2 separate regions of the Homo sapiens genome follow, and region 1 is linked to region 2. Evidence: chromatin loops called from intact Hi-C (ENCODE). Cell type or tissue: mammary epithelial cell. All regions are shown on one strand. Each heading gives the region's core, and the rest is flanking DNA. Links, peaks and the distances in the headings are about the cores only. Region 1 has its middle 17 kb from the start of SEMA3G. Region 2 overlaps PBRM1 (polybromo 1).

Region 1 (5,378 bases), core at 111-5,110, 250 kb after region 2:
GTTAAGGTCCCATCCCAGCCTCACCTAAGTCTTGGATTGCAGTGGGTTCTACAAGAATAAAGTTCAACACACACCAGGAACAAATTCCCAGGGTCTTCTAAGACTCTAAACTCGGAAAGAGGGACAGTGGGTAGGGCTAGGTTTGGACACAATATCTGATAAGGTTGCCAGGCACGATGGCTCACACCTGCAATGCCATCACTTTCAGAGGCCGAGGCAGGTGGATCACCTGAGGTCAGGAGTTCGAGACCAGCCTGGCCAACATGGTGAAACCCCTTCTCTACTAAAAATACAAAAATTAGCTGGTGGCACACACCTGTAATCCCAGCTACTCAGGAGACTGAGGCACGAGAATCATTTGAACCCGGGAGGTAGAGGTTACAGCGAGCTGAGATCACGCCACTGTACTCCAACCTGGGCAACAGAGCAAGACTCTGTCTCAATAAATAAATAAATAGATAAAAATCTGATAAGGTGCCTGGGAATTGTTGGGCCGCACCCTGGCTCTCCTTCCGTACTCAGCCATCCCTCGGATGTACAGGAGACGAGGCAAGGCAGCTGTGGCCCTGTGCCCGTTCCCACTGCCCAGTCCCTGGCCACCTTTGCTGGGGGTACCACTACTGGGCCCCTCTCCCTTAGAGACTGCATCCTAATGAAGCCTTTCACTTTCCTTGCTGGACTTCCATTAAGGAAACTCCTGGTTCCTCATGAAGCCTTTAAAAAAATTACTCTCCACTGAGGATGAGGGCTGCTGCAAAGTCTCCAGGGAGGCGGTGTAAGGGATATGGGGCTGTCTTTGGGCCAGGCCTCCAGCAGCTAGCTAATAGCCTGCACGCAGGGACACTGCTGATGGGAGGACTCAGCTGACCAGTCTTGACCTCTTTACCCCGGAGAGTATGATGACCAGAGTACCCCCTAATCCACCCAAAAGGGCCTGTTTCACTGCTGTGAGGAATGACCAGGGCAAAGGGACAGTTGCAGACTGATAGGATTCCAAAGTGACTCAACAGAGGCCTGGAACAGAGTCCAGGTGTCTACCACCAAATAGAGGGGACTGGACTCTGGACACATGAAGCCCAGATTGATGGAGGGCGAGCGGGCTCTGCTCTCACAGATGAAGGCATGGGGAATGACGTGGCACACCAGCCACTTGCTCTGTGGACATGATCTCATCTGTTCACCCCCCCACTCCTGCCCCCAACTGATAAGAATCTGGTGATGTTTCCTGTAGTCCAAGGGTCTCAGACAATGGTGTGAACGGCTGGCCCTACTGGAAAGGACATTGTTCAGGGAAGAAAAAACAACACACCAGCACAAAGCCAGGGCAGGACCTGCTGAAATGTAAGGGCCTGTTTACAAACCCATGATTTCTAAGGGGAAGAACACAATGGAGAATTGTTTTGGCGAGGCTGGTGTCTCCTCCAGTAGGCTCCTGGGGGCTGGGGATGGCTTTGATGGTCCAGACAGGTCTCAGATGCTCTGAAAAGGATGGATACTAATGGCGCGGATGCCTTCCTGTTTATTAGGGGTGTGTGCAGGGCAGGGTCAAGAAGCCAGTTTACACCAAAGACAAGGGGAAGGGGCTCCTGGGGCTTACCCCTTCCATCTGGACCTCATGCTGTCATGTTGCTCAGGGATCCCAGGGTTAGAGCAGGTTTGCTAGGGAGAAGTGAGGGCAAGGGTTTTTTGTTTTGGGAAAAAAATCAGTTCTTCAGTTTTTCTGTCATTTTTTGGAAAAATGTACAAGCCATGACACCTTTGCAAATAGCCAGCTCCTTTGGAATGGAGCTCCCTGGCTTAGTCACTAGGGAGACTTCTCACACCTGGGGGCCCCCATGATGCTGTGACTGGGAGCACATGGGAAACTGATGCTGTCTCCCTGGGGTCAGGGCCAGTGGAGGTGCTGCTTCTCATAGCATCCTCCCACCCTGCCCATAGAGGCTAGAGCCTTTGAGCCACCGTTTGAGCCACCACCCAGAGGTCCTGATGGCAGTGAGTGTGCATTCGTGTGGACAGGTACCTGTGCATGTGTGCATGTGGGAGGAGGGTGGGGCAGAAAAGGAATAGAACCATATCACACATTCCCCCTTGGGACTGGCAGTCGCCATTTTTGGTGGAGGAGAGGGCATCTGGATGCCTCTCAATGAGTAATTGGGAGATATTTTTGGTGGGTTAGGAGAGCCACTTTGGGTCTGGAGAGACTATGAAGGCAGTCTTGTCTAAGGATTTGACCTGTGACGGGGAGCTTTCAAACTCATCTCTAACCCCAACAGGAACGTGCCTCATGAATAAACTCGAACAGATGTGTTTAGAACAATTGAGGCGCAATAAGTCTTATGTAATCCCAAAACAGAAGCAAGATTTTCATAAGCCTTTCCCAGCCTTCCAGGTCTGAGGGTTTATAATCTTCATCGACATGCTAACAGTGCCCTCTGGTGTTTGGCAGCAAAACACAGGCTTATGAATACAGGGTATGGAGCATCCATCAGTTCTGTAGACATTAAACTGCCTCTGAACGTGGAGTCCTGGGCCAGGCATCATGAGGGGAAGAAAGGTTAATAAGACAGACAGGTCCCTGGAGCTTCTGATCTAGCAGGAAAGACAGACCCATAACTGTAGGACAGACAGAGAATGACATGGGCTATAACAGGGGGTACAAACAGAGACAGTAAGAGTGCCTAGAGATGAAGAAGTAGCCCTTAGGCTGTGTTTAACAGGCTGAAGATGGATGCCAGGACTCTCCAGGCTGAGCACCCCAGGCCCGGGCCCAGTGTTCTGAGGCAGCCAGAGAAGAAGGCCTGTGGGTGGGATGTCCTGGGAGATGCAGCTATGGAAGGCCCTGTTTGTAGAAGGTCTTGAATGCCAATCTCAGCAGGGCCATCCTGAGCAAAGAGTTAGCACATGTTTTATGGTAACTGGCAGAAGGGAAAAGGGTGGATGTGTCAGAGAAGCAAGTGGACACAGGAAACCATGCAGACTTTTGCTGCCCATCCTATGAGGCATCAAGGTCTGAGCTGAGCACTGACAATGGGAAGGAGAGGAAGGCAAACATTTGAAAAACAGTCGAACTGACAACAAAGAGGTTGGCTGAACAGAGAGGGAAGCTGAAGGAAAATCTGAGGTTTCTGGCCTTAGTTTACGGTTCCCGTAAAGGTAATGATTAGAGGAAGGGGAGCAGGTGCTTTGGGAAAGTTTTATTTAACATCTATTTCTACTATCCCTAAGTGAACTGATTTGTCCCAGCTCCTAAGTTATGAAACAGTAATTAATTCTAATAAGACACATCAGTTATGAAAATAGGTATTAAAAATTTTAAACATGTGTTTGTCATGAAACAGGCATTTAAAAGAAGATGAGCTTGGGGCATCTTGCAGTGTCAGAAAGTAAAAAAGTGCTCAAAAACAAAACAAAACAAAACCAGACACACAGTGATGGGGATGTGTGAAAAGGACACATGAACACCCAGTGGCCAAAGCAATTTGAGCAACAAAATAAAGTATTATTACATTGTAACCCAAAGTCCAGGAGTCCATACTAAATGATTGAATAGGCTGTGCATGGTGGCTCACGCCTGTAATCCCAGCATTTTGGGGGGCCGAGGTGGGTGGATCACCTGAAGTCAGGAGTTCGAGACCAGCCTGACCAACCTGGTGAACCCCTTCTCTACTAAAAATACAAAATGCCAGGCATGGTGGCGCATGCCTGTAATCCCAGCTACTTGGGAGGCTGAGGCAGGAGAATCACTTGAAACCGGGAGGCAGAGGTTGCAGTGAGCTAAGATCGCACCACTGCACTCCAGCCTGGGCAACAAGAGCGAAACTCCGTCTCAAAAAAAAAAAAAAAAAAAGATTGGCTAAATAAATAAGCAGGAGAGAATAAAATAGGTAAATCTCCCATGCAGAACCATTCCAAATAATTTATGTAGATACTCCATCCTCAAGGAGGAGTTGCATAAAAACCTCTACTTAACTGTGGGCTCCACATAGTGACTTCCCTTTGGAAGGTACAGTATGAAAAGAGGAAAAGCCTGGGTGCGGTGGCTCACACCTGTAACCCCAGCACTTTGGTAGGCTGAGGTGGGTGGATCTCGAGGTCAGGAGTTCGAGACCAGCCTGGCCAACATGGTGAAACCCCATCTCTACTAAAAAAAAATTAGCTGGTGTGGTGGTGCACACCTGTAATCCCAGCTACTTAGGAGGCTGAGGCAGGAGAATTGCTTGAACCCGGGAGGCGGAGGTTGCAGTGAGCCAAGATTGTACCACTGCATTCCCACCTGGGCAACAGAGTACAACTCCATCTAAAAAAAAAAAAAAAAGAAAAAGAAAGAAAAGAAAAGGGGGAAAAAGGGTAACTTTACAGTGGAGAAATCTGACAAAACCTACCTCAGCCAAATGATCAAAGTCAACCTCAACAGTGACAGGTCATGCTGATACTATGTAACTTTGATATGATGTGATGAAAATGGCACTTCTCCTGTGTCTTCCTCCAAAACCCATAACCCCAGTCTAATCATGAGAAAAACATCAGAACAATCCCAGTTAAGAGACACTCTGCAAAATACTTGACCAGTACTCCTCAGAAGTGTCAAGGTCTTCAGAATCAAGGGAAGTCTGCCATTCCATCACAGCCAAGAGGAACCGAAGGAGATACGACACAGTGCAATGTGGTATCCTGGAACAGAAAAGACAAGAAAATCTCAATAAAATTTGGGCTTTAGTTAATAATGATGTATCAATATTCGTTCTTTAATTGTGACAAATTTGCTATACTAATGTGTTAATAGTAGGAGAAATTAGGTTTGGGATATATGGGGACTCTATACTATCTTTACAATGTTTCTGTAAGTCTAAAACTATTCTAAATTAAAAGCTTATTTAAGAAAGAAGCTGGCTGGGTGTGGTGGCTCACACCTGTAATTTCAGCACTTTAGGAGGCCAAGGTGGGCAGATCCCTTGAGCCCAGGAGTTCAAGACCAGCCTTGGCAACATGGTGAAACCTCATCTCTTAAAAAAAAATAAAAAAAATTAGCCAGGCATGGTGGTGCATGCCTATAGTCTTAGCTACTTGGAAGGCTCAGGTGGGAGGATTACCTGAGCCCAGGGAGGTCGGGGCAGTGAGCCATGATCATGCCACTGAACAGAGTGAGACCCTGACTCAAAAAAAAAAAAAAAAAGGGGCTGGGTGCAGTGGCTCACGCTTGTAATCCCAGCACTTTGGGCGGCCGAGGCAGTCAGGAGTTCGAGACCAGCCTGACCAGCTTGGTGAAACCCCGTCTCTACTGAAAATACAAAATTAGCCTGGCATGGTGGTGCGTGCCTATAATCCCAGCTACTCAGGAGGCTGAGGAAGGAGAGAATCACTTGAACCCGGGAGGTGGA
Region 2 (5,378 bases), core at 200-5,199:
AAAAAATAATAGGTAACTAAGGCATAAATACCAAAAACCGAATGACAACGTTAAGAGTGGTTTTTTTCTTGGAAGTAGGTTTATAGGTGTTTTTTTTCCTTTGAGTCCTGTTTTCCAAGATTTTGTTTTAAACATGTATTGTATTGCTAAATATTACTAGAAATATAGGAGAGGGCTAAAGTTCATAAACGGTCGAAATACACTGTTTGTCTATAGTAAGTCGATATTCTCCCAGTTGCACATTATTAAGTATTCTTAACTGTCCACTATAAATTATTGATTGTTAGACTTTTGAACTTGTAACTGTAATCAAGGCCATTTTAAAACTTGGCATTGAACTCTGGAATCTGTCTTTCCTCTTCATGGAAAGACAAAATTGCTGAAGGGATGCTTACAGGCATTTTTTTTTTTTTTTTTTTTTTTTTTTTGAGACAAGGTCTGACTTTGTTGCCCAGGCTGGAGTTCAGTAAAGTGATCATGGCTCACTGAAGCCTTGTGCTCCTAGGCTCAAGCAGTCCTCTCACCTCAGCATCCCAAGTAGCTGGGATTACTGATGTGCAGCACCACACCCAGCTAATTTTAATTTTTGTAGAGAAAAGATCAATCTATGTTATCCAGTCTGGTCTTGAACTCTCTGCCTCAAGCGGTCATCCTGCCTCAGCCTCTCCAAGTGCTGGGACTACAGATATGAGCCCCTGTGCCTGGCTGAGGACTTTTAAACTATACAAATAAACTTTTTTTTTTGAAGGTCTCAAGTGCACTTTTTTTTTGTTTTTTTTGGAGACAGTCTTACTCTGTCCCCCAGCCTGGAGTGCAGTGGCGCAATCCCAGCTCACTGCAATCTCTGCCTCTCTGGTTCAAGCAATTCTCGTGCCTCACCCTCTCGAGTGCCTGGGATTACAGGTGCATGCCACCACCTTGCCTAGATAATTTTTTGTATTTTTGATAGAGACGGGGTTTCACCGTGTTGGCCAGGCTGGTCTTGAACTCCTGACCTCAGGTGATCTGCCCACCTCAGCCTCCTAAATTGCTGGGATTACAGGCATGAGCCACTGTGCCTGGCCCTAAGTGCACTTTTAATACATTTATTAAAAGATAAACTGAGCACATAACCTATACCAAATACTATCCTGTAAGACAGGTCTACAAAAATGAATATGCTGTTCCTGTGCCTGGGGAACATGCAGAAGTGATTTCACTTTATGTTGTTTTTTTTTTTTTCTTGAGACGGTCTCGCTCTGTCACCCAGACTGGAGTGCAGTGGTATGATCTCGGCTTGCTGCAACCTCTGCCTCCTGGGTTCAAGCAATTCTCATGCTTCAGCCTCCCAAGTAACTGGGTTTACAGGCATGCACTGCCTCAGCCAGCTAATTTTTTTTTTTATTATTTTTTTGAGACAGAGTCTTGCTCTGACGTCCAGGGTGGAGTGCAGTGGTGCCATCTCGGCTCACTGCAACCTCCGCCTCCCGGGTTCAAGCGATTCTCCTGCCTCAGTCTCCCAAGTAGCTGGGATTACAGGTGCGTGCCACCAAGCCCAGCCAATTTTTTTTGTATTTTTAGTGGAGACGGGGTTTCACCGTGTTAGCCAGGATGGTCTTGATCTCCTGACCTCAGGTGATCCATCCGCCTTAGCCTCCCAAAGCGCTGGGATTACAGACATGAGCCACCGCACCCAGCTAAATTTTTGTATTTTTCTTTAGTAGAGACAGGGTTTCACCACGTTGGCCAGTCTGGTCTCGAACTCCAAGTGATGCACTGGCCTCGGCCTTCCAAAGTGCTGGGATTACAGGCATGACCCACCACTCCCGGCATTACGTTCTTATTTTAGAGATGAAACAGATCTGAGAGGTTACATCAACTAATCAGACAACATCAAGCTGATAATCAGAGGTGGAAGACTTAGGACTCCTATTCTGGTCTTAGGAGCAAAGGTCCTGTTGTTTCTCCCACCTTATAACATTGCCCTTCTTGTCAGACTTTCAAAATACATTTTAAAATGTGTCCCATGGATAAGAAAATACTTGAAAATTATCCTTAAGTTGAAACTTTTTCTTATCTTACCAAAGTAAATTAATGATTCAAGGATATTGGGATATTGTGTCATCCGAACGACATACACATGCTGATAATGTATTTTTTTGTCATTTGATTTTCAGTGGATTATTTATAAAAGTAATTTTGAACTCCTGCCAAAATGGTTGGCCCTTTTTTTTTTTTTTTTAACCTTGTCAAATTTTTATATGGTGTCTCCAATGCAGATAGGACTTTTGGAAATAAATGTTCTTTCTCTGAATTTTTTTTTTGTGGGGGAGGGTGTTTTCCAGACCTTTTGCTCACATGAGCCATTCTTGGTTTGTTCCAGCTTGCCAACACTTGGTGTCACATGTGAGCCTCCCACATGTATTCACTCTCCATTCCAGCTCTGTGATTGAACTCTGCTCTTATTGACTAGGGGGCAGTTGGGCAGGCATGCCTCATTCCTGGAATTGACAGTCATTCCTAATGTGAGTAAAGGGGAACCTCAATGAGACATCTTTAAACATATGAAAGCATTTGGTTTTAAAATGGAAGAACTGTCAGGTACTGTTAGTGCCTGAGCCTTTGCAGCAGTTTGTTTGATAGGTACAAGAGAACTGATATGCCTGTTTTCTCCAGTTCTCTTTATCTTTCTTTAGCAGTTCTATTTGAATGTTTTCTATCTATTCGTACTCATTTTTACTCCTTCTGACCCTTCTTTTCTATTTCCCCCTTCTCTGCCTTGTTCTTCTTTTTCAGTTTTGAATATACTAACACTGAATCAGCACTTCTAAAGCCCTTCCTTCTCCCACTGGCTTCACTTGGCTTTCAGACATAATGAGGAGACTGGCTTTTCGAGGCGCTGGTTGTGCTCTGGTAAAGCTGGTAAATTACTGATTATCTACACCCTTTCCCTTTTCTGTCCTTCCTTGACTTTTTCCTTCCACCTTTCTTAAATTTTTGTTATCCTTTCCACAAAGATTCCCTCCTTATGTTCATCAAATTCACTTGTGTCTTTGTCATAGATTGTTTAAAAGGGATTGGTCCTTAATTTATCTTAATGAATTGAGTCCTGTTGATCAGCTTTTTATAAAATGAACAAAAATCAGCAAAACTTGGCTAAGTTTTGGCTAAGCCTTTTGACGATTTTAACTACTTTTAGCCAACTTCAAACTAATAATACTGTATAACAAACCGAAGCCTAGAGTAAGGAACATCATCGTGGTAGATTTTGTTTTAAACACCATGTGGACTTTAGTTTGGAAAAAGAGATCTGAGACTTCTCTTTTTCCTTAATTGCTCACCAGGATTTTCAAATGTGATTCTTTTGCTCCTTCTTTCTGTTTCCTGGAGATCCCCAACCTTTCTTTCCATACTGCTGGCAACCAGTGTTCTCCTGTTCTAATCATTCAGCTGCTGGTGTCGTAGTGTCCTGAAATTCAGTGTTTCCATGTGCCTTACAATTATGAGGTACTCTAGTTCTATGAGGTTCCTCATAATTGTAAGGCACATGGAAAAGCAGATGAGGTGCTGACTCAAGAAGTGAATACCTTGGGGCCTCTGAACCCCAGGCCTGCCTGACTACCTCAGGGGCTGAAGGATCAATACCTTCAGTGTTGATGAGTGAAACTGGGATCTTTTTTTTTCTTTTAGCTTTAGAAAAAGGCCTTTGACGGGCGGATCACGAGGTCAAGAGATTGGGACCATCCTAGCCAACATGGTGAAACCCCGTCTCTACTAAAAATACAAAAATTAGCTGGGTGTGATGGCACACGCCTTAGTCCCAGATACTCTGGAGGCTGAGGCAGGAGAATCGCTTGAAACTGGGAGGTGGAGGGAGGTTGCAGTGAGCAGAGATCGTGCCACTGTACTCCAGCCTGGTGACAGAGCGAGACTCCACCTAAAAAAGAAAGAAAGAAAGAAAGAAAAAGGCCTTTCAAATCACAATATACTATTTGATAGTATTGTTAGATTGTATTGCAATATAAGCATTGCAGGACTTTCTTGGGTATATACTATCTGTAGCAGATCATTCAGTGGTTGCATTTCTTGTGTTGTAAATAGAGTTATAGTTAAAATTGTTATAGTTAAATAGAGTACGTGTTATAGTTAGAGTATGTCATATCACTAAAAGGTGATTAGTTTGAATTAACAGAAGAGTTTCAAAGGATAGTTTGTACCTCTGTCTAGGTATAGCAAGTCTCATTAAGTGTTTTCCAGGGATATGTCTTGTGGATCCTGTTTTAATGAATGGAGAACATTCATTTTCAGGGTTTTAATTTTAGAGTACATCTAAAGTGCTAGAAGGTTAATTGTCCTCTGTCCCCTTACCTTTTTGCACTACTCATTTGTCCTGGGCTCTGCTTCTTGCTCTTTTCCACATGATGGCCCACCTAGCAAATGATCATAATTGTAAGGCACATAGAGAAGCAGATGAGGTGCTGACTCCAGAGGTGGATACCTTGGGGCCTCTGTACCCCAGGCCTGCCTGACTGCCTCATGGGCTGAAGGCTTAATACCTTCAGCACACTAATGTACTGCTACATATAGGTTGGGAAACTCTAGGCCAAATTTGGAGCCAGAAGTTGAGTCATTCAAGATTGCTGATATACAAATGAATATGCTTTTGTTGAATTTGTCCCATCAAAATTGGAAGTATAGCATTCTGGTAAGTGAAAGACTAAAACAAGGAAGTCCAGGGCTTAAAAAAAAAAAAAAACTTATAGCTAGTTAAACTACAACACGTTAAAATATCCTCCTAAGTGAGCCAGGAGTTTGGTAGCAGGTGTCCAGCTGAAGACTTGGTGACAGAGTCTATTTAAATGTAAGAACATGGCTGATTATTTCTTATAGAAGAAGTTGGATTCCATGGGTTCCAAGAGAAGAAGAGCTACCTCCCCTTCCAGCAGTGTCAGCGGGGACTTTGATGATGGGCACCATTCTGTGTCAACACCAGGCCCAAGCAGGAAAAGGAGGAGACTTTCCAATCTTCCAACTGTAGATCCTGTGAGTAACTTGGATTACATGGTTTCTGCCTGCTCTTCCCACAATTCCCCTATCTTCCCTTTAATGGTAAAATTGTTACGATGCAAGGCATCTCCACTTTTTTAAGATTCTCTTGATTAATAGTCTTTTCTTTTATGAACATTATGTATTCAGCTAAGTCTTAGAGTAATAGTGTGATCTTATGAATAATTTCAGTATGTTACATCATATATTAATTCAGCAAATAACTGTGTGACTATCATGTGACAAGCACTGTTCTCATGGTTGGGATATAGCCATGTGGAAACAAGCCCATTTTTCACATGGAACTTAGATTCCAGGCGGGGGAAGTAGAATGTAAACAAGTAAACGAATAA

What was found. Peaks named below come from ENCODE experiments on the same cell type or tissue, not always from the same donor. Only the 100,000 strongest peaks of a DNase experiment are listed, where the experiment ranks them.
Region 1: it touches region 2 in a loop (20-fold over the local background); 24 of 110 quality-filtered maps call a loop at or near these places.

What each region holds. Positions count from the first base shown.
Region 1 is chr3:52,425,768-52,431,145 of GRCh38, reverse strand. No RefSeq gene overlaps it. Among named protein-coding and RNA genes, the nearest start is that of SEMA3G, 17 kb to the left of the region's middle. RefSeq lists a silencer at 1,013-1,173 and enhancers at 2,353-2,452, 31-3,180. In mammary epithelial cell, for the core only: a CTCF peak has its summit at 2,438 (motif pointing left); a DNase peak (open chromatin) is centred at 2,425.
Region 2 is chr3:52,679,218-52,684,595 of GRCh38, reverse strand. It overlaps PBRM1 (polybromo 1), which reads left to right. Exons shown (of 32, transcript NM_001405607.1): 2 at 4,870-5,022. The coding sequence starts at 4,885. Among named protein-coding and RNA genes, the nearest start is that of PBRM1, 4.0 kb to the left of the region's middle. In mammary epithelial cell, for the core only: a CTCF peak has its summit at 2,387; a DNase peak (open chromatin) is centred at 2,415; H3K27ac peaks cover 801 bases.